Regions from separate parts of the Homo sapiens genome. Here region 1 is linked to region 2. Evidence: read pairs that join two places in POLR2A ChIA-PET (ENCODE). Cell type or tissue: PC-9. All regions are shown on one strand. Each heading gives the region's core, and the rest is flanking DNA. Links, peaks and the distances in the headings are about the cores only. Region 1 holds the start of PDE6G (phosphodiesterase 6G). Region 2 holds the start of MAFG (MAF bZIP transcription factor G).

Region 1 (15,443 bases), core at 7,444-15,443, 270 kb before region 2:
GCACGTGTGTGCATGTGCCTGTGTGGCCATGGAAGGGTGAAGGTGGGTAGGCGACATTCGCCTCTGTGCCTGGTCCCAGAAGAGCGGGCCCTCCCCGCCAGAACTGACGATTCCATGCGCCTTGCAGGTACTTTAACTGCAGCTCCCCCGGGGTGCAGGCCTGCAGCCTTCCCGCCTCCTGCTGCATCGACCCCCGCGAAGATGGAGCCTCTGTCAACGACCAGTGCGGCTTCGGGGTCCTGCGCCTGGATGCGGACGCAGCTCAGAGAGTGGTGTACCTGGAGGGCTGCGGCCCGCCGCTCCGGCGGTGGCTGCGCGCGAACCTGGCTGCCTCGGGCGGCTACGCAATCGCGGTGGTGCTGCTGCAGGGCGCGGAGCTCCTGCTGGCCGCCCGGCTACTCGGGGCCCTCGCTGCCCGCAGGGGGGCGGCGTACGGCCCCGGAGCGCGCGGGGAGGACCGCGCTGGCCCCCAGAGCCCCAGCCCCGGCGCCCCGCCCGCTGCCAAGCCCGCCCGGGGCTGAGCGCACGCCCCGAGGTCCGAGACCGCCACGCACAGGGATACAGGGGGCGCCTCCGCCCGGCTAAAAAGCGCGGCCTGCGCCGCCGCCGCCGCCTGATTTCGCTCGGGCTTCGGGTGACTTCGCCGCAGGACCTACCCAGCTCGCTCACTTCGCTCGCTCCGCGTCCCCCATGCCAGCCCCCAACGCAGGGCGCCCGGCGAAGCCACGGGACTGGCGGGAGGAGCACGCGGGGCCGGAGGAAATCCTGAAGCTGACCCTCACCTCCGAGCCCCCACTCCCACCCCAGCCGCACAGTTCCCACCTCCTGGCACCTCCCTCCCCTGGGGCCGCCACCCCTTCTGGGCTCGTGATGGTGGAGCTAAGGTCCAGGCCTCTCCCTCCCGAGTGCATTTTTGGGGAGATAGTAAATGTTTTATTCGGGTGTATCATTCATACAGTAAAGACACCAATCTTCAGAGGCAGCGTAGGGAATTCTTACCCATCGAAGACCGTGAACCACCGCAGGTCCGATCGGGGAGTTCCAGCCCCTGGCGGCGCGCTCAACCCCAAGTCAGCCCTGCACTGACTACATTGCCAGGGCCAGCGGGGCCTGTTTCGGGCTTTCACATAAGCGGAATCCCAGAGGGTCTGTGGGGAGTCAGATCTGGCCCTTGCTGCGAATGGACTGGTCCATGTGAACAGGGGGCTACTGTGAGGGCCCCTGCTGCTGGGCCAGCTTGCAGAGCTCTTGCTTCCCCTGGATGTGGTGTCAGGAGTGGGATCTTGGTTACAAATGGGCATGTTTGTTTTTGTTGTTTTCTTTTGAGACAGGGTCTCGCTCTGTCACCCAGGCTGAAGTGCAGTGGCAGGGTCTCAGCTCACTGCAGCCTCCGCCTCCCTAGCTCAAGCAATCTCCCACCTTAGCCTCCTGAGTAGCTGGAACTACAGGGGCCCGCCACCACGCCCAGACAATTTTTTGTATTTTTTTTATTTTTATTTTTTGAGATGGAGTTTCGCTCTTGTTGCCCAGGCTGGAGGGCAATGGCACGATCTTGGCTCACCACAACCTCTGCCTCCCAGGTTCAAGTGATTGTCCTGCCTTAGCGTCCCAAGTAGCTGGGATTACAGGCATGGGCCACCATGCCTGGCTAATTTGTATTTTTAGTAGAGACAGAGTTTCTCCATGTTGGTCAGGCTGGTCTCGAACTCCTGAGCTCAAATGATCTGTCCACTTTGGCCTCCCAAAGTGCTGGGATTACAGGTGTGAGCCACGGTGCCCAGCCTCATTATTGTTATTTTCTTTTTTTTTGTTTGTTTGTTTGTTTTATTTTTTGAGACGGAGTCTCGCTCTGTCACCCAGGCTGGAGTGCAGGGGCACGATCTCGGCTCACTGCAAACTCCGTCTCCTGGGTTCACGCCATTCTCCTGCCTCAGCTTCCCAAGTAGCTGGGACTACAGGCGCCTGCCGCCACGCCTGGCTATTTTTTTTTTTTTTTTTTTTTGTATTTTTAGTAGAGACGGGGTTTCACCGCGTTATCCAGGATGGTCTCGATCTCCTGACCTCGTGATCTGCCTGCCTCAGCCTCCCAAAGTGCTGGGATTATAGGCGTGAGCCACCGCACCCAGCCTATTGTTATTTTCAAATACAGACAGGGTCTTGCTATGTTGCCCAGGCTGGTCTTGAACTCCTGGACTGCAGTGATCCTCCCGCCTTGGCCTCCTAAAGTGCTGAGATTATAGGCATGAGCCACTGTGCCCAGATACAGCCAGTTTTAGTGGGCACTGTCTAAGGACGAGCTGGCTGGGTGCTCTGGGGGAGTTGCTAGTGTCACTGTGCCTCAGTTTCTCTCTTGTGAGGTGGGAGTAGGAGCTCCGGCCTCACGGCGTGTGGTGTAAGCCATGTCCAGTCTCACCTTCTCTGTGTGGCCTGTTCCAGCCACCTGCATGCTTCATTGACTATGGCCCCTGGGTGTGCACCAAGGCCTTCTGCCTTGACCCAGCCATGGCCTGACATTGCGTGTCTTGGGGCCACCAGCAAGGCTCAGTGAGAGTGTGAGCCCAAGGGCTGTCTTCCCACTCAGGCAGGCCAGCCCCTCCTGCCCCACTGCCCACCCCTTCCCCCATGTGCTCCGGCTCAAGTGACCCCACCACAGGCCCTGTCCCATGCACAAATATGCCACAGACAGGCAAGGACACACTAATTTTATTTTGAAATAGGGACTGCAAGGGCAGGCTGTATTGAGAAGGATGGCCCCCTGGTGTGATGAGCTTGGGGCCTCATCTGCTCACCGTGCACGCCCTGGAGTCCTGCTACCCAGCATGTCCAAACTAAGGGCACCCCCCTGGGAAGGGATGCAGAGACGGGGAGCTTCTCTGTATCCCCTTACAGGCAGGACAGGGGGCTGGGGTGCAGAAGCACTCTGGGGAGACCTGCCCTAGCTTTCCAGCTGGGAGGAGGGGACGATCTGGGGTCCAGCAGGCTCCCGGGCTGGGGTCCACTTCCCGTTCTCCCTGGGAGTGGAGACCGACCAAGCCTCTCTGTGGGCAGGACTGAGGGGTGGGCCTGTATCTCCAGATGTTGAGCAGGGCCTGGCCAGCCCCTGAGGGGGCATCCTAGAGGGAGGTGGTGGGCTCCTGGTGACTGGTATTAATATGTAGGGGGAGACCTGAGGTTGCAGTCCCATCCTGGTGTCCAGGTGCCATCTGGGCTAGGGAGGCATCTCCTCAACAGGAATCCTGAGCAGGGTTTAGAGCACAGTGGGCAGGAGGGGGAGGGTCTGGACTTCAGCAGGGCCTCGTGCTAGATGATGCCATATTGGGCCAGCTCGTGCAGCTCCAGGTGGTTGAAGGCCTCCCAAGGGCAGATGACTGTGATGTCTGTGGGAGAAACGGGCCACGGATCAGAGAGGATCCCACGGCCTAGGGACCCCCCCATCCCCTGTGGCCCTGTTTCCCACAGCCCAGGTGTAGCCCTACAGTGTGCTGAGCGGGGACGTGCGGACGCTGGAGTGGGGCCCTCCTCTGGGGACACACTGGCTGTGGGGGAAGGAGGGTGGGTGCAGCAGGTCCAGGGGAGGGAACCAGAGGAGGGTGGGGCTTGCTGAAGGGGGAGGAGGCAGCGAGGGGTTCTGTTCTTTCCCAAACCCCTCCCCTCACCTGGTGCAAGTGTCCCAAATGGGGACAGCCCCACCCTCTAGATCCAGTGGATCTGGAGCTCAGTGTTGGGGGAAGAAGTGATGGACAGGCTGGGGGTCCCTAAGTGAAAAGCAGGGGAGGTGGGGGCCGAGGTGGGCTGCAATGGGCCCCGGGCGTGCTGGGTGTGCCTGGGGGGACCTGGGCAGACCTCGGGTTGGTACTGGCAGCCGTCATACCTGTTCCCAGGCCTTCCATTCCAGGGATGTCGTCCCCAAACCTGCAAGGACAGAGCACTCAGGGACATGGCCGGGCCCAGTCCTGGCTCAGTCAGCCTGAGGCCCGAGGTCATCTCTAGCCTTCCTAGGAGATGAGGTGTTTGGCTGGGAGCCCAGTGGGCAGAGACCCGCCTCCTCCCCAACCTCCCAGGGCTTGGCGCATCTGAGGAGGCTTCCCTCACAGACCCAGGGTGAGTCTGCTGCCCAGAGCATCATGGGGCTGAGGCCTAGAAAAGGAGGTGCAAGTCCCAGGATGCTGGGCAGGTGCGTGCCCTGGGGGAGTACGGGGGGGTGCGTGGTTGGTGCATGGTCTGAGTGTAGATTTGTGAAGGTGGCTTGTCTGTGAGTGTGCCTCACGTGCATATGTGGAGGTGTGAGCGTGTTTGTGCATAAGAGTGTCATGCCCGTGTGTGCGCACACGTGTGAGTGGACACTCCTCGGTGCGTTGATGGGAGCGCGGTGCCTGTGTGCGCACACGAGTGAGTGGACACTCCTCGGTGCACTGATGGGAGCGAGATGCCCGTGTGTGCGCATGTGTGAGTGGACACTCCTCGGTGCATTGTGCCATGGCTGTCCCTGGGTGGCAGTGGTTGTATTTTTTTTATTTATTTGAGACGGAGTCTCACTCTGTCGCCCAGGCTGGAGTGCAGTGGCGTGATCTCGGCTCACCGCAAGCTCTGCCTCCCGGGTTCACACCATTCTCCTGCCTCAGCCTCCCGAGTAGCTGGGACTACAGGCGCCCGCCACCACGCCCGGCTAATTTTTTGTATTTTTTAGTAGAGACAGGGTTTCACCTTCTTAGCCAGAATGGTCTCGATCTCCTGACCTCGTGATCCGCCCGCCTCGGCCTCCCAAAGTGCTGGGATTACAGGCATGAGCCACCGCCCCCGGCCGTTTTGTTTTTTTGAGACGGAGTTTTGTTCTTCTTGTTGCCCAGCCTGGAGTGCAATGGCGCGATCTCAGCTCACCACAACCTCTGCCTCCTGGATTCAAGCGATTCTCCTGCCTCAGCCTCCTGAGTAGCTGGGATTACAGGCGTGCACCACCACGCCTGGCTAAATTTGTATTTTTAGTAGAGACAGGTTTCTCCATGTTTGTCAGGCTGGTCTCAAACTCGCGATCCTAGGGGGCTACTTTGGCAGGTATTAAAACTTTTTTTTAGGCCGGGCGCGACCTCAGGTGATCTGCCCACCTCAGCCTCCCAAAGCGCTGAGCCACCGCGCCTGGCCGGCAGTGGCTGTATTTTCAAGCATGGTTGGCAGTAGCATCTGGAGCGGGTGACAGGAGCCCCCAATTCCCCTTCCCCCTCCTCCATCCCTGCTCAGGCCCTCAGGCACCGCCCTACCTTCCCCAGCTGTGAGGCTGGGACCACTCACCCAGTGAAGTGGCCCCAGGCTCTGCCCCGCCCTCCCCTTCCTGTGCAGCCTCAGGACCGCCTCCTCCCTTTCAGAGGCCCCATCCCCCAGCTCTGCTTACCCTTGAACGCCTTTCTTTGGGGGCTTGCTCTTGAACTGCCTGGTCTGTCGCTGCTTAAATTTAGGGGGCCCTTTCCTGGGGGTGACAGGTCCCCCGGCCACCCTGGTGGCTGACCGGAACTCAGCCTTGGGCGGTTCCAGGTTCATGGTGAGGCTGACGGAGACACCGCGGCAACCTTGGCTCCTGGACTCCCTCCTGCTGCGGTCTGGGGGCAGACCAGGCCCGGGTCCCAGTCAGCCCTCCTGCTTCCAACCCTTGTGGGGGTCTCAACCCACCGGTGGAGGGGCTGAGACCCAGCCCCGCCAGCTCCAGCGTCATCCAGACAGCAGCCCCTGCAATCCGCCCTGGGGTAACCAGCCTGCCAGCTTTGCTTGGGTCCACCCGCACGCTCCCATTCCCCTTGCCTAGTGGATGCCCCCCTGCAACGCTGGCCACACACAGCTCCGGACTCCCCCCTGTCCTGGCCTCCCTCGCCCCGGCCCACAATCCACAGCAAACCTAGCCTCCCAACCTGTGGCAGGTCCTGAGCCTGGAGTCCTCACCACCTCCCTGTGGGTGACCACTGACAACTTCCTGCCCCTTCCCCTGCGTTCCCCACCCCAGGGAAGCGTGACTCCCGTCGGCATTTAACTGCTACTCTGGGTTTTTTTTTGTTTTGTTTTGTTTTTGAGACAGAGTTTTGCTCTTGTTGCCTGGGCTGGAGTGCAGTGGCACTATCTCGGCTCACTGCAACCTCCGCCTCCCGGGTTCAAGTGATTCTCCTGCCTCAGCCTCCCCAGCAGCTGGGATTACCGGCGTCTGCCACCATGCCCGGCTAATCTTTGCATTTTTGCATTTTTAGTAGAGACGGGGTTTCACCATGTTGACGAGGTTGTCTCGAACTCCTGACCTCATGATCCACCCGCCTCAGCCTCCCAAAGTGCTGGTATTACAGGCGTGAGCCACCGCACCCGGCCCAGCTGCTACTCTGATGAAAGTCCTCTGTGGCTCCTGCTGGGAATGGGCCTGCCAGGCCCAGCAGAGGAGCCTGCCTCTGAGCTGCCCTTCCTGATGGTTAGTGGGCTGCCTCCATCTCAAGTTCCCGCTCAGGGAGGTCTCCCCTGAACCCCCGCCCTGCAGCCACTGTGTCCTTAGGTTCTGATTTGCCGCTTCTCATCACGCGTCGAGTTAGCCCTGATTCCAGGCTGGTGGGCGTCTCCCGGGCTGTTGCCCTCTGATTCTTTTTTTTTTTTTTTTTTGAGACAGAGTCTTGCTCTGTCACCCAGGTTGGAGTGCAGTGGCGAGATCTTGGCTCACTGCAACTTCTGCCTCCCGGGTTCAAGTAATTCTCCTGCCTCAGCCTCCGGAGTAGCTCAGATTACAGGCATGCGCCACCACACCCAGCTAATTTTTCTTTGTGTTTTTAGTACAGATGGGGTTTCACCATCTTGGTCAGGCTGGTCTCAAACTCCTGACCTTGTGATCCACCCGCCTCGGCCTCCCAAAGTGCAGGGATTACAGGCGTGAGCCACCGCGCCCGGCCTAAAAAAGTTTTAATACCTGCCAAAGTAGCCCCCTAGGATCCTATTCCAGAGCTGTGGCTGGAATCTCACCTTTTTTTTTTTTTTAGACGGAGTCTCGCTCTGTTGCCCAGGCTAGAGTGCAGTGGCACGATCTCAGCTCACTGCAAGCTCCACCTCCTGGGTTCACGTCATTCTCCTGCCTCAGCCTCCCCAGTAGCTGGGACTACAGGCGCCCGACACCACGCCCGGCTAATTTATTTTTTTTTTTGTATTTTTTAGTAGAGATGGAGTTTCACCATGTTAGCCAGGATGGTCTCGATCTCCTGACCTCGTGATCCACCCACCTTGGCCTCCCAAAGTGCTGGGATTACAGGCGTGAGCCACTGCGCCCGGCCAACCCCTCTGATTCTTATTGATGGGTTTATTGCTTTCTGCCTCTTGTCTGTGCTTTGCAGTTGGGGTGCTGTCAGTTCCCTTCACCCACTCACGGAGGCATCCCTGAGCCCCTCAGCACCATGACGGGCACCCCGCAGTGCTGATGGAGAATGACCCACAAAATGGGGGGCAGGGTCCCCAGGCACGGCGCCCCTGGGAAAGGGGCCTGTCTCAGAGACTTGGTGCTGAGCTGTGAAGCCCTGCGTTCCCCAACCCCACTTCATAGAGGGACAAGCTGGGGCTTGGGGACGGAGGGTGCCGGGCATGTGTTCCCCCTGCTGGGGGAATCACCAGGCCCTCTCTGTGTCTGGAGTCAGCTCGGGGAGCAGGGTCACCCGCCTGGCGTGGCGTGGCGTGGCTGAAGGGCCTCGGCCGCTCTGGACGAGATCAGTGTCCCTGCACTGCTGCACAGGGTGGCCTCTCCTCCTCCTCTCCCTACAGCCTCTCCCCAGATGCCCTAAGCCCCAGTGACCTGGGCCAAGGGCAGTTCAGCTTCCCCTAAGCCTATTAACAGCAGAGGGGAATTCCTAATCTCCCATCGAGCTGCTGTCAGCTGCACATGCTGCCGGAAAGTTCTGGAAGGAGGCACATGACACAGACAGGAGGGGCTGCTTGCCCGCACTGGATGCCCCAGGGACCACCTCTTGGGGTCCCCTTTCCTGCCCCTGGTCTTTTTGGCTGGGATTCCTGACTCCAGCCCTGGGCTACTACCAGCTGTTTGCCGAGCTTCAGGCGTGAGAGTGATCAGAAAGCAAGGGCAGGTGGCCCATTTTGGGGACGCGGGCTCTGCAAGGGGTGCTGGGCACCTGGGATTGGGGTGGACCCTGCCATGGCACCTTCCCTCACTAAGGTTCAGCCTCTGTCCCCGGGACTGGGACCAGCACCAGCCTGTGCAAAACCAGCACTCAGGAGCCCGGTGGTCCCAGCTGCTCAGATCCCATGGCACCCAATCCTCATATCCTAGATAGCACAGGCCCCGTCCAGCTGCTTCTCCAGCCCTGGGACATGGGCTGTCCTGGGCAGCTCTGGGCCCTGATGGAGCTCCAACCATCAGATGCCATCCATGTGGAAACCGCTGCCTGCGCTGCCCTGGCCCGACCCAGCCTGTGACTGGCGTCCACTCAGGTCAGCTGAGCCCACGTGGCCTGAGGTTCCCAGACCATCACTGGCCTGGGGATGGTGGAAGCACTGGTTACCATGGGGGAGCAGAGGAGGAGGTTGGCTGGGAGTCCCCTCTGAATAACAGGGTGGCGGGTAGGCATCTGCAGACCCAGACCTCAGCCACGGTGGTAAAAGCCTGTCAGCTCCCTCTGCCCCTTGGGTGATGAGCAGACCCCCACTGACTCACTGGGGGAAGTGGCTGCCAGGAAAGACAGCGGGGTTGGCCACTACTCACCAAGTGCAGGGCGGGTCTCAGGGGGCTGTGCTGTGAGTGCTGGGCCTCCCTCCGCAGGGTGCCAGCCCCGGCCTTTATCTCGCTGCTTCATGAGCTGATTAGGCGTCTCAGTGCCACCCTAATGAGATTGTTGGGCCCCGAGGGGGGGCACAACCACCAAGGTTCAGGGGATGGAGAGGAGGGGCTCAGGTGCTGTCAAGGGCTCCAAGGAAGGACACCCAGCAGATGGGGCCGGGACAGGGAGAGAAGTGTGACCCTGAACAGCCAGGCTCCTGCAGCTGCCCATCTTCCAGATGGAAGCAACCACAGTGTCTGCTGTCTTGGGCCTCCCTACTGCCTTTCCTGACCCTGCCTGATCTCTGAAGGGCCCACCTTCATGGTCCCCAAAACCCTCTGCAGCCTGGCCCTCACCCGCTGCTGTGGCCTCACATCTCACCCCTCCCACCCCAGGGCCTTTGCACCTGCTGCTCCTGAAACCAAACAAGGACCCCCCCCCGCCCTTAGGGGCCTGTGGGTCTTCCCAAGCACAGAAGCAAGGACAATGTTGAGTTCCTTCAAGGGCAAGCCAGGCCCCCAGCCAGCCCAGAGAAGGAAATGAGCAGCCGATCCACAGGAAGGTCACAAGAAGGTCACAGGAGCTTAGAACAACAGATGGAAGCCAGAGTCCCGAGAGTCTCCACAGAAGCAAACCATGCCATCTTAGCAGGTGCTCCTCAGTTGTTTTCCAGAAACAGGGACTCCCACCAAAGGGGCGTGCTGGCACACAGACCTCACATGAGCGGGAGCTGAGGACTGGCCTCTGACCACCCTTCTCTTACCTAAATTTCTTCCTGAGGGGCCTGGAGGAGGCTATGCCCATCCTGAGGGGCCTGGAGGAGGCCATGCCCACAACCCAGAGCTAACATTCTTTCCTGCGGATCCCAAAGTTTTAGACAAAGATTCGCTTCTGCACCAAATCAGAAAACCTTTGAATCCACCTATGACCCGTGGTCCCTGGCTTCAAGATCTCCTTGCTATTTATGGCAAAACCAGTGTACAACCTCCATGTACTGATTTATGACTTGCCTGTGACCTCTGCCTCTGCACCTTTAAAAACCCATAACTCAGGCCTGGTGTGGTGGCTCATGCCTGTAATCCCAGCACTTTGGGAGGCTGAGGCAGGTGGATCACAAGGTCAGGAGATCGAGACCATCCTTGCTAACATGGTGAAACCCCGACTCTACTAAAAATACAAAAAAATTAGCCGGGCGTGGTGGCATGTACCTGTAATCCCAGCTACTTGGGAGGCTGAGGCAGGAGAATGGCGTGAACCCGGGAGGCGGAGCTTGCAGTGAGCCGAGATCGCGCCACCGCACTAGAGCCTGGGCGACAGAGCGAGATTCTGTTTCAAATGAATAAATAAATAAATAAATAAATAAATAAAAACCCATAACTCGGCCGGGAGCAGTGGCTCTCAAACAGCGCTTTGGGAGGCTGAGGCAGGAGGATCACTTGAGGCCAGGAGTTCAAGACCAGCCTGGACAACATAGTGAGACCCCCCCATCTCTACAAAAAATAGAAAAAATTAGCTAGGTGCAGTGGCTCACTTCTTATTTTATTATTTCATTTTTGAGACTGAGTCTCGCTCTGTTGCCCAGGCTGGAGTGCAGTGGCCTGATCTCGGCTCACTGCAACCTCTGCCTCCTGAGTTCAAGTGATTCTCCTGCCTCGGCCTCCTGAGTAGCTGGGATTACAGGCTCCCACCACCACGCCCAGCTAATTTTTAATATTTTTAGTAGAGACAGGGTTTCACCATGTTAGCCAGGATGGTCTCAATCTCCTGACCTCGTGATCTGCCCACTTTGGCCTCCCGAAGTGCTGGGATTACAGGTGTGAGCCACCGTGCCTGGCCACAGTGGCTCACTTCTATAGACCCAGCTACTTGGGAGGCTGAGGCAGGAGGATCCCTTGAGCCTAGGAGCTCGAGGCTGCAGTGAGCCATGGTCAAACCACTCCAGCCTGGGGGACAGAGAGAGACCCTATCTCTGAAGAAATATGAAAATTTTGAAAAATTAAAAATAAAACCTGGACGGGCATGGTGGCTCACGCCTGTAATCTCAGCACTTTGGGAGGCCGAGGCAGGTGGATTACTTGAGATCAGGAGTTCAAGACCAGCCTGGCCAACATGGTGAAACCCTGTCTCTACTAAAAATACAAAAATTAGCTGGGCGTGGTGGCATGCACCTGTAGTCCCAGTTACTCAGGAGGCTGAGGCAGGAGAATCGCTTGAACCCAGGAGGTGGAGGTTGCAGTGAGCTGAGATTGCACCACTGCACTCCAGCCTGGGCAACAGTGAGACTCTGTCTCAAAAAATAATAATAAAAATATAAATAGTAAAATAAAATAAAATGTATGAGTACTCCTTTTTTGGTATCATGTATCACAGACAATATACAAAGACAATCACATGAAAATACATAAAGCTCCAAATAGACCTAAACAAAGACCCTATAGCCTTGATTGTAAAACTCTAGCCATGAGACTGGCAAAAATCACTAGTCCAGAAAGGACGGCTGGATTCAAGTTATGCTGCAATAAATGGAACAAGTCAAAAACCTCTTGTCCCACATGGCTCAATCCCTCACTCAGCCCCAGAGGAAACAAGATTGCAATCCATATCTTTTTTTTTTTTTTTTTTTTTTGAGAGACAGGATCTGGCTCTGTCACCTAGGCTGGAATGCAGAAGTGAAATATCGGTGGCTGCAGGAATTCAAGGCTGCAGAGAGCTATTATTGTACCATTGCACTTTAACCTGGGTGACAGAGCGAGACCTCAACTCTGAAATAGTAAAATAGGCCAGGCATGGTGGCTCATCCCTGTACTTTTGGAGGACGAGGTGGCTGGACCACCTGAGGTCAGGAGTTTGAGACCGGCCTGGGCAATATAGTGAAACCCCATCTCTACTAAAACTAAAAAAATTAGTGGGGCGTGGTGGCGGGCGCCTGTAGTCCCAGCTGCCAGGGAGGCTGCGGCAGGAGAATCATTTAAACCCGGGAGGCGGAGGTTGCAGTGAGCTGAGATGGCGCCACTGCACTCCAACCTGGGCGACAGAGGAAGACTTCATCTCAAAAATAAATAAATAATAAAAAAGAAATTAAACGGTGATGTGGAACACTCTTTAAATTGTCGTTCACCACATTTTCATATCTTCACAATAATGCAAAACACAGTCACTTGCAGAACCGGTTCTGATGACTTAAATACCAGGTACAATTTTAGCCCTCTACGTAATTGCTTGGAAGTTACTTATGTTTACATGAAATGAAACTATTAGGCCGGGCACATTGGCTCACGTCTGTAATCCCAGAACTTTGGGAGGCCAAGGTGGGCGGATCACCTGAGGTCAGGAGTTGGAGACCAGCCTGACCAACATGGAGAAGACCTGTCTCTACAAAAATACAAAATTAGCCGGGCGTGGTGGTGCATGCTTGTAATCCCAGCTACTCAGGAGGCTGAGGCAGGAGAATCGATTGAACCCAGCAGGCAGAGGTTGCAGTGAGCCAAGATCGTGCCATTGCACTTCAGCCTGGGCAACAAGAGCGAAACTTCATCTCAAAAAAAGAAAAGAAAAAAAGAAAAGAAACAAAATGAGACTATTAGGCTGGGCACGGTGGCTCACACCTGTAATCCAGCACTTTGGGAGGCTGAGGCAGGTGGATCAGCTGAGGCCAGGTGTTCGACACCAGCTTGGCCAACATGGCGAAACCCTGTCTCTACTAAAAATACAAAAAATTAGCCAGGCGTGGTGGCAGGTGCCTTAATCCTAGCTACTGGGGAGGCTGAGGCAGGAGAATTTTTTGAACTCGGTAAGTGGAGGTTGCAGTGAGCAGAGATTGTGCCATTGCTCTCTAGCCTGGGCGACAGAGACTCTGTCTCAAAACAAAAAAATGAAGCTATTAATACTTTTCTACAGCAGTAACTACACACAGGAAGACCAAGACAAGCACAAGTTAAGGAATGGAGCTTTCCCAAAGCGGCTGTGTATAAAGACTATAAACTGTTTTTTGTTTGTTTTTTGAGAACAAACAAACTCACTGCAGCCTTGACCTCCTCAGGCTCAAGCAATCCTGCCACATCAGCCTCCTGAGTAGCTGGGACTACAGGTGCTCACCACCACACCCGGCTAATTTTTGTATTTTTTGTAAAGATAGAGTCTCACTATGTTGCCCAGGGTGGTCTCAAACTCCTAGACTCAAGTGATCCGCCCGTCTCAGACTCCCACAGTGCTAGGATTACAGGCGTGAGCTGCCGTGCCCGGCCGGACATACGTAGTTTTTTGCCATGGCTTTTCTTGTGTTCTCTATCTACAGGCTAAGCAGATTCTGTGTGCTGCCCTGGGGTCTTTAATTACTTCAAGTGCTCATGTTGAACTATGAATATGATTGTGTGTGTGATTGTTTTGTTTTTAGAGACAGGGGTCTCTGCCACCCAGGCTGGAGTGTAGTGAGGCAATCATGACTTACTTCCGTCTTGACTTCCTGGCCCAAGTGATCCTCCTGCCTCAGCCTCCCAAGTAGGTGGGATTACAGGCACACACCACCATGCCCAGCTAAGTTTTTAAAAATTGTTTTGTAGGCTGGGCATGGTAGCTCATACCTGTAATCACAGCACTTTGGAGGCCAAGGCAGGAGCCCAGGAGTTTACGACCAACTTGGGCAACGTAGGAAGACCCCCATCTCCACATACAGACACAGACAAAAAACAATGAACCGGGCATGGTGGCACTTGCCTGTAGTCCCAGCTACTTGGTAGGCTAAGATGGGAAGATCACTTCAGCCTTGGCGGTTGAGGCTGCAGTGAGCTATGCCTGATGGTGGCAGGAGGCAGTCGAATGCCTAGGCAGATACGGGCAGGTCCCCAGTGAAACCCCACCTTCAAGCCAAAGACAAAAAGCCTGAAAGCCAGCCAGGCACAGTGGCTCATGCCTGTAATCCCAGCACTTTGGAAGGCAGAGGTGGGTGGATCACCTGAGGTCAGGAGTTCGGGACCAGCCTGGCCAATATGGTGAAACCCCGTCTCTACTAAAAATACGAAAATTAGCCAGGCATGCCGGGTGCAGTGGCTCACGCCTGTAATCCCAGCACTTTGGGAGGCTGAGGCGGGTGAATCACAAGGTCAGGAGTTCAAGACCAACCCTGGCCAAGATGGTGAAAGCCCGTTGCTACTGAAACTACAAAAATTAGCCATGCGTGGTGGTGGGTGCCTGTAATCCCAGCTACTTGGGAGACTGAGGCAGGAGAATCGCTTGAACCTGGGCGGCAGAGGTTGCAGTGAGCCCGAGATTGCGCCACTGCACTCCAGCCTGCGACAGAGTGAGACTCTGTCTCAAAAAAAAAAAAAAAAAAAAAAATCAGCCGGGCATGGTGGCAGGTGCCTGTAATCCTAGGTACTCGGGAGGTTGAGGCAGGAGAATCACTTAATCCCGGGAGGCAGAGGTTGCAGTGAGCCAAGATCGCACCACTACACTCCAACCTGGGTGACAGGGCGAGACTCTGTCTCAAAAAAAAGAAAATCTTTAAATCTACCTATGACCTGGAAGCCCCCTCCCTTCAAGTTGTCCCTCCTTTCCTGACCAAACCAATGTACATATGATAGGTATTGATTGATGTATTATGTCTCCCTAAAAAGTATAAAAGCAACATGTGTCCACGTTGGGCACATGTTGCCAGGACCTCCTGAGGCTGTCACAGGCATGTCGTCAACCTTCGCAAAATAACCTTTCCAAACTTATTGACCACTAAAGAACTCATCCCTGTAACCAAAACCTGCCTGTTCCCCAAAAAGTATTGAAATAAAAAATAAATAAATTGGCCAGGCATGGTGGCTCACACCTGTAATCCTAGCACTTCAGGAGGCTGAGGTGGGCAGATGGCTTGAGGTCAGGAGTTGGAGACCTGCCTGACCAACATGGCAAAACCACGTCTCTACTAAAAATATAAAAATTAGCCAGACGCTGTGGGGCACGCCTGTAGTCCCAGCTACTTGGGAGACTGAGGCAGGAGAATCGCTTGAACCCGCGAGGTGGAGGTTGTGGTGAGCCGAGATCGCGCCACTGCACTGCAGCCTGGGCCACAGAGCAAAACTTCATCTCAAATAAATCAGTAAGTAGATTCATTGAGGCCTGTCTCAGATACTTTTGGTTTATAGCTCTCACTAACTAAACAACTCATGAAAACTAAGCAGTTGGCCGGGCACAGTGGCTCATGCCTGCAATCCCAGCACTTTACAGGGCCGAGGCAAGTGGATTACCTGAGCCTAGGAGTTCAAGACCAGCTGGGTGATATGGCGAAACCCCGTCTCTAGTAAAAATACAAAAAATTAGCTGGATGTGGTGGCACGCGCCTGTAGTCCCAGCTACTTGTGTGGCTGAGGCAGGAGAATGGCTTTGAACCCAGGAGGCGGAGGCTACAGAACTAAGCAGTCCGCGGACTTGCTTTGGGGATCCTGGGTACCAAAAATATGGACCTGGGTCTTTGGGCGACTTGGTGGGGAGTGGCATCCCACGAGCACAGGATGAGGAATCTTACTTCGGGAATTCTTGCTGAGAAAAGTGCGTCGGCAAGGCCGCCCAGCAGAGAGGAATTCATTCACCGGCTCAGGTTGTCTTAGATAATAGGGTAGCTGTAGATTACATCTTAGGTGAGCAGGGAGGACCACATAAGGTTGCAAATCCCACATCCTGTAC
Region 2 (10,145 bases), core at 518-8,517:
TTTTTTTTCTTTTTTTTTTAACTAGCAAAGTTTCTATTATACTTTCTTCCCTTTTCCATTCATATGGTCAAATGGTCTTCTTGCTTGTTTTTTTTCTAAAAGACAGTTTTATAAATACTCTGCAGCTCTTTTTTCTTTAACTTTTAAACATATAATTAATTTAATAACTTTGTAAAAGGAACTTCTCTCTTTTAAATAAAGGGCTATATAACCACACAAATAGGTCATGTAAACAGTGACACGGGACCCATCGCAGGGCACACTGGACCCACCCTCACGTTAAGCGCACAACCAGAGATTTGGTCTTGTTCAGTGCAACGGGTCAGGCCTGAGTGCACAGCCCCTGGGCCCAGCTGCACGCCCCCAGCACCACTGCGCCCAGGCTGGTGGTCCACCCATCAGGGCCTTCAAGCCCGCCCTACTCTCAGAGCAGAGCCCATCTCTTCATGCTGGGCTAAGCTGAGCTGCTCCCCTGGGGCTAAAGAGAGTGAATCCTTCCCAGCCCGCGAGCCTGTGGCCACTCGGGAGTGGAGGGAACACTGGGACCCTCACTGCTCGGGGACACGCGAGGCCCAGCGTGCCTGCTCCTTCTCTCTCCCGCAACTCTCTCTAGTCCGTTCCCACAGCACCAACTCTGGACTCCAAGCCTGCATGGCCCTGGTACAAAAGGGGTTGGGGCGACCCCACGTCACCGCCGAACTGACCAATCCCAACATACAAAACACACGACGACAATGACGAGATCAAAGGGGCTCAGCCCGGCGCCCCTGGGGTACAGGTTGTGCTTTGCAGGGAAGAGAGAAGGGTGGGGAAGAGAGGGAGGAAAGAGAAGAGAAGGAAACAGAGGGACAGGGCAGCCAAATTCGCCATGTGCCTAGTGGCCCCGCAAAGACCCGCCTGGGCAGACGCGCGTCCCTACGATCGGGCATCCGTCTTGGACTTTACTATTGTGATGACGCTGGTGGCGGCCACCTTGCCTGGGACGAGGGGCCCCAGGCCGGCGGCAAGGGGGCCCCGGGCTGGCGCCACGGGGCTGCGGGCCACCGTCCGGGCGAAGGTCTGCAGCGCCTCGTACTTGGAGCGCAGCGCGTCGAGCTCCAGCTTCATGCTGGCGTTCTCTGAGGCCAGCTTCTCCACCTCCTGCTGCAGCTCCGCCTTCTGCTTCTCCAGCTCCTCCTTCTGCGTCACCCGCTTCACGCGGCAGCTGGCAGCGTAGCCGCGGTTCTTGAGCGTGCGCCGGCGCTGCTTCAGCTGGACGATCTCCTCCTTGGACAGGCCCCGCAGGTGCTGGTTCAGCTCCCGCACCGACATGGTCACCAGCTCCTCATCCGTCAGGCTGGTGCCATTCTCACCCGGCTCCCGCTTCACCTGGGGCACAGTGCAGGTGGTCACAGGCCAAGCGGGCACGCCCACTGTGCCCCCCGACCCCAGCCCACAGGCTCCTGTCCCTGCCCACTCACCTTCAAGGCCTTGTTTCCTTTATTGGGGGTCGTCATAACCCGGGGGCACAGCGAGCAGGCGCTCTCTGCAAGACACGGAGCAGGTCAGTACCCTGGAGACCACCCTCGCCGCACCCCCCCCCCCCCGCCCCCGGCCCAGTTCACAAGAGCCCTTGCCGCACAGCCCGCCCCAGCCTGCTGTCCAGGTGCCCAGCCCCCAATACCTGATAGGAGGCAGCCCTTGGCCTCTCCCAGGCTGGGCTGAGCTGCTTCCTGTCCACCCTGCCCCTAGAGAACCAGGTGGGAGGTCAGGAAGGTCTGACGGGAGAAGGGGAACTGAAGGCTGTTAGGAAGGCAGGCGCAAGACAAGGGGCAGGGGAGAGATTAGAAGGAATAAGACGCGGGAGAGGCAGGCCTAGAAGGAAGCCGGGAGCTTTAAAAATAACCCCGGCACTGCCCAGAGCGCGGCTGTTCCTGGCGAGTCACGCTGACTCAGCACATTGCCTCTGCCTCCCCGCCGCGCCCGCACTCCCTGGCCCGCCAGCCAACAGCGCCCCACGAGAGCCGCAGCCCCCAGCCTGGCCAATAGCAGGTGAGGGCCAGCCAGTGACCCTGTGTGTGCATCTTCCAGGGTCCTACCTTCTACAGCCACCTCCCCTGAGCCGGCCTCGGACAAAGCCCCCTGCTCCCTGGGTGCACAGGGGCCCCACGGGGGACCTGGCCAGAGAGGAGGCTACAGGGAACCCCGAGTCTCCCAGCCTCCTAACTTTGAAAAGCTGGGGGTGGGCCGTCCATCTAGCTCTGGTCTGTTGGCAGGACTGACCAGGGAGTTCCCCCACCTTCCAGGTGGCAGGCCATCAGCTGGGAGGAGCCTGGCCCGAGGCCCCTCTAGACCTCCCAGTCGGCCTCCTCCACTGATGGAGTAACCATCCTGTGGCTTTGGGTTGCAGGAAGCAGCCCCTGCCCCACCCCATCCAGGGTATTTCACAAGGGCTCCCACAGTGAGCCACCCCGGGCCTGCCCAACGTGAAGGCTGGCGGAGTCAGCCCCTCCGAGCTGCAGCCTGCTCTCTGGTCCCTGCCCCGGGTGAGTGCCCACAGGGCCAGGGAGCAAAAACAAAAGTGCTGGGGTGGCCGGACTTAACAACCAACTCTTCCCCACTCGGGGTCCCTCCAGCACTCTGCTCTCACTTTCTTGCTAAGGATGTTTCTGGGATTCCCAGCTCAGCCCAGCTCCCACCAGACCCTTGGGCATGGACCCCCGCCTCATGCTCCATCCCCCACTTTCCAGGTTTGATGCAGACAGATGGGAGACTCCTCCAGAGGAGCTAGGATCACTTCAGGAAATTATGGGCTGGGGGGCTTCTTACTCTCATCAGGGGAGCTGAAGTGTGGCCAGGCGGATGCACACATCCTCACCAGGCTCAAGACTCCACCTCACCCAGCCTGGGACCAGGAGGTGAGGCTGCAAGCACAGAGCAGGGAGGGGAGGCCAGAGACCCCTCCCCACAGCCAAGCCAGCTCAGAGGCAAGGTCCCGAGGCTCCAGCCACTGGATTCTTCCAGATAAAGGATGGGGAAGACCTGAGCTGGAGGTCAGAAGGCCCACAGGAGCCCTTTCCTACACGTCCGGCACAACACTGCCCCAGGAGACAGGCCCTCAGCCAAGCATGGAGGGGCCCCCCAGCCTTGAGTGCAAGTCAGGGTGCAGAGACACTGCCCTGGCACCAGCTTCTCCCACCCCCATCGCCCCCACCCCTGCTGCTAAGCACAATGACAGTGGTGACTTCCTGAAGAGATCACACGGAAAAGTGCCTCCTCGACAGATTTTGCCCTCCGCAGAAGGCCTGAACTCAGCACAAGTGCAAGCCATCGCCTCCTATCAAAGGTGCGCCGGGGGGTGGGGGAGGGGCAGCCCTGAGCACAGCCAGTGCGTTCCAGGCTCCTGGCCTGGCCTCTGGACCTGGGCTGAGAGGGACCATGCAGGGATCCCAGGAGCTGGACTGAGGAGAAGCTGCCCCCGCCCTCCTCCAGCCCTCAAGGCTGGGCAGAGCTGGGGCCTGTCATGCACCCTCTGCTCCCAGAGGCTAATAAGCCCACCTCACGCAGGAGGCACAGATGGTCACGGCTCCGCAACCTGCGAGGGTACCTAGGCCACCCATTCACACTGAGAGCCAGGAAAGGGAGGGAGATTTGGGAGCTCCGTCTCCTTTGGCTAAAGTAGAAACTCCCGTGCCTGAACACAGACAGCCCCACCTGGCTGCAAAGCCCAGCGGCCGAAACTCCCCGGCAGTCATGGCCTCTGCTCCATAAGCTCTCAGCTCCTGAAAGTCACTCTTTGAACAGAACCTAAAACTTAGTTTCCACTGATGCATAAGTGACTGAGAAGATGTACATAAATGGGCCGCGCGGTGGCTCACACCTGTAATCCCAACACTTTGGGAGGCCGAGGTGGGTGGATTACGAGGTCAGGAGATCGAGACCATCCTGGCTAACACGGTGAAACCCCGTCTCTACTAAAAATACAAAAAAATAGCCGGGCGTCGTGGTGGGCGCCTGTAGTCCCAGCTACTCGGGAGGCTGAGGCAGGAGAACGGCGTGAACCTGGGAGGCAGAGCTTGCAGTGAGCTGAGATCGCGCCACTGCACTCCAGCCTGGGCAAAAGAGTGAGACTCCGTCTCAAAAAAAAAAAAAAAAAAAGATGTACATAAATGTCCCTCCAGGACCCCAAAATTTTCCCAGGGCATCAAACTCCAGGCCAACGGTCAGCTAAAACATTGAAACATCTGGAATCTATAAGCCCCGGGGCTCACTGAGAGTGGACCTGTGTTCTGTGTGTATGTGTGGGGGGTGCTCACTGAGAATGGACCTGTGTGTGTGTGTGTGTGTGTGTGTGTGTGTGGCGGGGGGCGGGGGGCATCCCTGAGGGCAAACCACAAAGTAGCCTAACCCAGCCATGAAATGAACTCCTGGGCAAAGGAAGTCAACCTTCGTGAATCTCCACATACCCAAGGAAAGGTGGCTCTGGCCACATCACTCCCAAGCTGCCACTTTCTAAGCGTCCTGGGCTGCCAGGCCAGACACCCAACAGGGCCACTCCCTTTGCTAACTTCACACAACGCTGAGACCCCACTTCAGGTAGCGACAACTTTAGGGTGGCTGGGTGCTGCGTTCTGCCACCCTGTGCCATCCACACCAGCCCATCTGCTGCACCCCAAGGCTAGGCACCCTGAAGCTCCCACCACCTACAGTCTCAACCCAGACTCCAGGGCCAACTGGGGAGAGAGGCTGGGCTGCTTCCTCCCCTTTGCCGTTTCCTGGTAGAGCTGCCCCTGCTTCCTCCCTGCCCAGCCCACTGTCACCCAGGGCTTGGTACACACACCCCTCTTTCTCCCAGGACCTCGATCTCTGGCCAGGGGCTGTCCAACCAGGCCAGTCCCAGGGAAAGCCGACTTCCCCTTTGGCTAGCTCGGCCCACCGAAGCTCCTCCCCTCCCTCACTCAGGGAACTATTTCCCAGTTTGGAAAACTGCTCCAGACTTGGGACCAGGACCAGCTGCCGGAAAAGAGCCGCCTGGGAAGGGGTGGACCGCCCGGGGCTTCACCTTTGACCCCGGGAGAACACCTGCAGCGAGCCACCCCCACTTCCTCTTCAAGCACCCCTGCCTTCAACTGGATCGCTCGGCGCTCACTTAAACAGGCACCCCAAGGCGCCGGGCCTGGCCCCCTCCCACATCCCCACGGCTCCCTCCCACCTCCCGCTGGCGGCCTTTTAGTCCCCGAGGCCCCTCGCTCGAATCCCCTCCGGTATCAGCTTGAGCACCGAGTGACCTCACGCTGATGACTCAGCAAGTCTCCCTCCGGGCTCTGGCACGCGACTGACGGAACCCGAGCCCCAGCCAGGGGCAGGGTCTTCCCCGCAGCACCCCCATCGCCGCCCCTCCTCCCGGGCTCGCCGCGGACCCCCGCGCCGGGGAGAGCTGACGCGGCCACCGGATGAATCAGCAGCTGCGGGCCGGGCCGCCGGGCCCTGGCGCGGACCCCCGGGCGCCTCGCTCGACCCCACCCTTTCCTCCCGCCGTCCAGTGCCCCTCCCTCCAGGACGCCCGGGTCTCCGAGTCCGCTCCGCACTCGCCCGGCTCCGCGGGTCCGCCGCCGCCCGCGGCCCACCTCCAGTACCCGGGCGCCAGGGGCAGGAGGAGCTGGCTCCTGACCGCTGGGGAAATCGAGGCACGGGCCGCCAGCAGGGTGCGCGGCAGACCCGAAACCAGCGGCCCCCGCCGCCGGGCCCCCAACCGCCCGCCTAGCTCCGGGAGGAGCCCTGCCTGCGCGCCCCCTCGGCCCCCGCCGCCCCCGCCGCGCCGCCCCCACCGCCCGGGCCCGCCGCCGCAGCCGCACTCACCACACTGCGGGCCCGGCGGGCCGAGGCCGGGGCGGGGCGGGGCCGCGCGCGCTCCGAGGCCGCGCGGGGCAGGGACCGGCGCGAGGGGTCCGGGCCCGGGGCTCGGAGGACTCGCCGCCTGCGCGGGCCGGGCCGAGCGCACTGGGAAGGCCGGGCCGGACCAGGCTCGGGATCCGCCGCCGCCGCCGCCGCTCCACAGACGTCACATGATGTTTGGTCACGTGGGCTCCATTCATGAAGCGGCGACGCGGCCGGCCGGCGCTTAAAGGGGAAGGCGCGGCGGCGGGAGGGCAAACTGCGCATGCGCAACCCGCGCGCCGTCGTCCCTGGCAACACTGGCTGCTCTAGCGCCTGGCGGGGTCTCACGGGCGGGCCTGGGCGCACGGCCAAAGCGCCAGGTCTCCACCCCCAGCCCCCGGCGTCCTGCAGCCGGAGCCTGCCTCGCCTGGCTCCTGCGCCCGCCGTCCAGGGCCCCTGTCCAAGCTCGCGGACGCCGGCGGCGTTTTCCAGCTCGAGTGCTCAGCCTAGGGCAGGCTCTGCGTGCGCCCCCTCGAGTGCCGGCCTGGGCCCTGCCAGGCAGAGGCGCTCTTGCGTCAGGACGGCGCCGCCGGGGCCCCGCGATTCCAACTCGGGGGTCCCGGAGCGGCGCGGGGCGGGGACGGCCTGGCAGCTCCCAGCAGCGAGGGGCGATCCCCGCCCGCGCAGCAGACCCCGAGCTGCCCAGGCCCTTCCTGCGCCACGTGTACCCAGAGCTCCGCCCGGGGGAGACTTCGCTGCTTGTTGGAGATGCCCAGCGGTAGGGGGCGAGGACTCGGGAGGAAGATAAACGGGGGATCCCGTGTCTGGACTTTCTCCTCCACCCTCTTCCCTTCGCAGCTGTGAATCCTGGGAGGGGAAGGGTGGCCGCCCCGCCAGCAGGTGAGCGGGGAGGAAGGGGCGGGGACGGGCTGTGGGGTCCTCCTGGGCTCCGTCCATGAACAGGCCGGCCCCAAAGTCCCGAAGCCGTGAGGTGTAAGGCTCAGAAGCGTCCCTCCGCCTGTCCCTGCCAGACCCCAGGAACTCCTCCGAGCCCCACAGCACGTTGTCGCCGTGTGCGCTGTGGGGCTGCGTGTGGTTCTTACGGTGGTGTCCTTAGTCGTCGGGGACCTGCTCCCCCTGCTCTGGACACAGCCCGAGTCTCACAGGCTCTAGGGGCATGATATGGTCCTGGCGTGGCTTCCGAGGCCTCAACCTTAGTGTACAAAACAGCACACGGGGCCCTGAGGCCAGGAGTGCAGCTCCGTCTCCTGCCTCTCCTCCCTGCTCGCGTCCTCATCCTACCACACCACACTGGGCTGGCGAGGGGAGGGCGCCCTGAGCCGCTGGGCATCCTGCTCCGCGGGAGGGTGAAGTCGTGCATTGCTGGGCGGTGAGGGCTAGGTCCACACAGCGGGGACCTGGCGGGCCCCCGAGTCTCCTCAGGACCCGCCCTCCGTGCCACACAGCGGGAGCTGGAGCCACGGTGCCGTCAGGAGCCAGGGGTGATTGGCCCTGGGGCTGGCAGCCCCCACCCCGCGGGCAGACGCTCACCAGGCTGTCCCCACTCACTCCCACACCCCAACTCCTCCTCACAGGGTCGAGCCCGCTCTCATTTGCACCTCCGCGCGAATTTGGAACGGATTTATGAATCGTCCTCACTGCGGTGCTGTCTTCTCCTGGGAAGGAGCCTCAGTCCTCCCCTCCCTGGGCACTGTCATAGAGATGGGCAGGACGGGCTGGGGAGGACACTCAGGGAGCTGCCCAGGCTCCTTTGCTGCCCCTCACCCCAGAATCTTCTTGGGGTGGGTGGGGTCCCAGGCACCTGCAGAGTAGCATACGGTGGCTTGTAGAAAGAGTATCGAGGGAGGGGAGGTGCCACGTGGAAACAGCCCAAGCCAAACCCCTAGGACCTGTCTCCCTGTCCTCCTAGAGAGCTGAAGGTGTTCCGTGGTCAGTGAGGGCTGGCACTGGCTCTGCACGAAGATCTCCTCACCTCCCCAGCGGCTCCTGGCCAGCTCCCCACGGAGAGCCCAGGACACTTGTCCCTGGACACAGTGGTGCAGCCATGCTTGGGCCAAACCATGAGGCCACCAGAACCGCGAAAGGCTACTGTACTGAGAGGGATACTGCGAGAGAGGCCCACAGGTTTCCAAGCATCCCTCTCACTCCGCACACTCATCTCCACGACCGGCTTTAAGTGCGGCCTTGAGGCCTGGCTCCCTGTTTGGACTTCTCTGCACCTCCAGGAGCTCACTTCCCGTCACAGCTGGATGCCTCCTCCCGCAGGCACCTCCCGGGCATCCTCCCGCCCCAGGCTGCACCTTCTGTGGGACTGGCCCCCGCAGGCACCTCCCGGGCACCCTCCCGCCCCAGGCTGCAGCTTCTGTGGGACTGAGCCCCGCAGGCACCTCCCCGGCATCCTCCCGCCCCAGGCTGCACCTTCTGTGGGACTGAGCCCCGCAGGCACTTCCCCGGCATCCTCCCGCCCCAGGCTGCAGCTTCTGTGGGACTGACCTTAAGACCCCATCGGTTCCTCCTGAGAGCAGCAGATCTCAGCCAGATGCTGCCGGGAGGGAGGTGCTAGCGTCCACACCCAGACGGGTCCAGTCCAGCCCTGCTCTCCCTGGTCTCCAGGCAGGGCCCTCCCAGGGTGGACATTGCCCATCTCTGCCTGGCCAGGGGCTGCTGACCCACTGGTTCCAGAGTCTGAGCCTGTCCTGCACAAGTACCATGGACAGGGGTCAGCCGGGCACTGAAGAGGCGTGGCAGAATTGGGCAGGGCAAGGGCCCCAGCTGGCAAGCTGGAGTCAGGGCAATTCCAACCAAGAAACTGCGGCAGGCCGGGTGCAGTGTCTCAAGCCTATAATCCCAGCACTTTGGGAGGCAGTGGGAGAATCGCTTGAGCCCGGGAGTTTGAGACCAGCATTGGTAACATAGAGACCCTATCGCTACAAGAAAAAAAAAAAAAAAAAGCTGGGCATGGTGGTGCACACCTGTTGTCCCAGCTATTCAGGAGGCTGACGTGGGAGGATTGCTTGTGCCCAGGGGTTGCAGGCTGCAGTGAGCTGTGATCATACCACTGCACTCCAGCCTGGGCGACAGAGAACCTCTCTAAAAAAAAAGGAAAATGAAAAATAAATGGGGGCAGAAGCTGAGCCAAGCAGAGGCGGGCAGCTCCTCCTCCAGGGCCCACCTGGCCTGCTGGGGACTCACTCCAAACCGCTTCATTTTTGGAGGGGGCTTTCCAGGACTGAGAGGTGTCAGAGCTGCTGGTGACAGGAGCAGGGAAAGCACCATCTGGCCAGCCCCCAGGGGCCCCCTGTAGGGTTCCTCTGCCTGGCAGCGTTTCGACGCTTCTTGGCAGGATCCTTGGGTCCTTGGCCCCCGGCACCATCTCCCTCCTTGACCTGCTGAGGCCCACATAAAACATGTTGCTACTTGGGGTGGGCCCGTCCTCACGCTCTGTGGCTTCCTGGGTGTCCACCTCCCCACAGCCTGCCTCACCTACCTCCCCAGACTTCTCACGCACGTCAGGAGCCTCCTGTGGACTCTGGCTCTACCTGCCTCTGGCCTCTGCTTAATCAGGAACCCACAGTGGGAAAGCTCCTAGGGCCCGCCTGCTGAAGCAAACGCCTCCTTGCAAAGCCCGTCTGCAGCCCCCCACACACCTCCTCACCTCCCTGTGCTTCCTCTGGAGCCCAAGACCAGTCTGCCTCACTTGAAACCCGCGTCGCCTGCTGGCTTCCCTTGTGTCCCCGGACCAGAAGCACCTTTGGCAGCCCCGCGCCCCTCGTCTTGCTCTGCGTCAGCACCTGAGAATGGGCGCTAGCAGGGAAACTGGCTTTGAGGGGAATGGTCGGGGCAGCTTTGGTCCTGGGACAGGCGTGTGGCCTGTGGGACAATCTCTTCTGGGGGCACCTCTGCCCAGGTGGGAGGAGTTGCCAGGGTCTCCCAGCACTGCCAGGCGCTTTGCTGGGGCAGGGGGTTATTCTATTGCTCACAGCCCTGACACAAGGGCATTCCCCACCCGCCCTGATGCCCACATCCACCCATACAGGAGGGGGCCTTCAGGGGAGCCTGCAGGGACTCCCGGCCCAGCACCGTCCATCTGTGTCCCCCGCTTAGCTCCTGCACTGCCAGATCTCAGCCAGACAGCAGGGACTCACCCCACCTACCGTCCCCTTTGTGCCTGGGTGTGGTGGGTACTCGTTTTATGGGGAGTGGCCAGGACTCTTGCCAGGGGGAGAGTGGCGGTGGAGGATGTACCCATGCCATCTGCCCTGCCGCAG

Evidence for each region. Peaks named below come from ENCODE experiments on the same cell type or tissue, not always from the same donor. Only the 100,000 strongest peaks of a DNase experiment are listed, where the experiment ranks them.
Region 1: POLR2A ChIA-PET joins it to region 2 with 16 read pairs; 3 of 35 experiments call an interaction of 5 or more read pairs at or near these places.

Annotation. Positions count from the first base shown.
Region 1 is chr17:81,647,774-81,663,216 of GRCh38, forward strand. It overlaps PDE6G (phosphodiesterase 6G), which reads right to left and starts at 8,769. Exons shown (of 4, transcript NM_002602.4): 1 at 8,720-8,769; 2 at 5,387-5,591; 3 at 3,872-3,912; 4 at 2,686-3,377. The coding sequence starts at 5,532. The coding sequence ends at 3,301. TSPAN10 (tetraspanin 10) reads left to right here. Exons shown (of 4, transcript NM_001290212.2): 4 at 128-976. The coding sequence ends at 521. In PC-9, for the core only: no CTCF peak of the experiment used is centred there; DNase peaks (open chromatin) are centred at 11,428 and 11,988; H3K4me3 peaks cover 1,038 bases; H3K27ac peaks cover 1,764 bases.
Region 2 is chr17:81,921,690-81,931,834 of GRCh38, forward strand. It overlaps MAFG (MAF bZIP transcription factor G), which reads right to left and starts at 6,046. Exons shown (of 3, transcript NM_002359.4): 1 at 5,839-6,046; 2 at 1,461-1,525; 3 at 1-1,368. The coding sequence starts at 1,496. The coding sequence ends at 916. MAFG-AS1 (MAFG antisense RNA 1) reads left to right here and starts at 1,210. Exons shown (of 3, transcript NR_186500.1): 1 at 1,210-1,543; 2 at 2,390-2,525; 3 at 2,730-2,822. MILIP (MYC inducible lncRNA inactivating p53) reads left to right here and starts at 6,140. Exons shown (of 2, transcript NR_015454.1): 1 at 6,140-6,756; 2 at 7,787-9,064. RefSeq lists enhancers at 1,220-2,419, 3,117-4,072, 4,580-4,669 and silencers at 5,450-5,499, 5,880-5,969, 6,120-6,639. In PC-9, for the core only: a CTCF peak has its summit at 6,570; DNase peaks (open chromatin) are centred at 1,802, 2,372, 4,882 and 6,122; H3K4me3 peaks cover 5,773 bases; H3K27ac peaks cover 4,035 bases.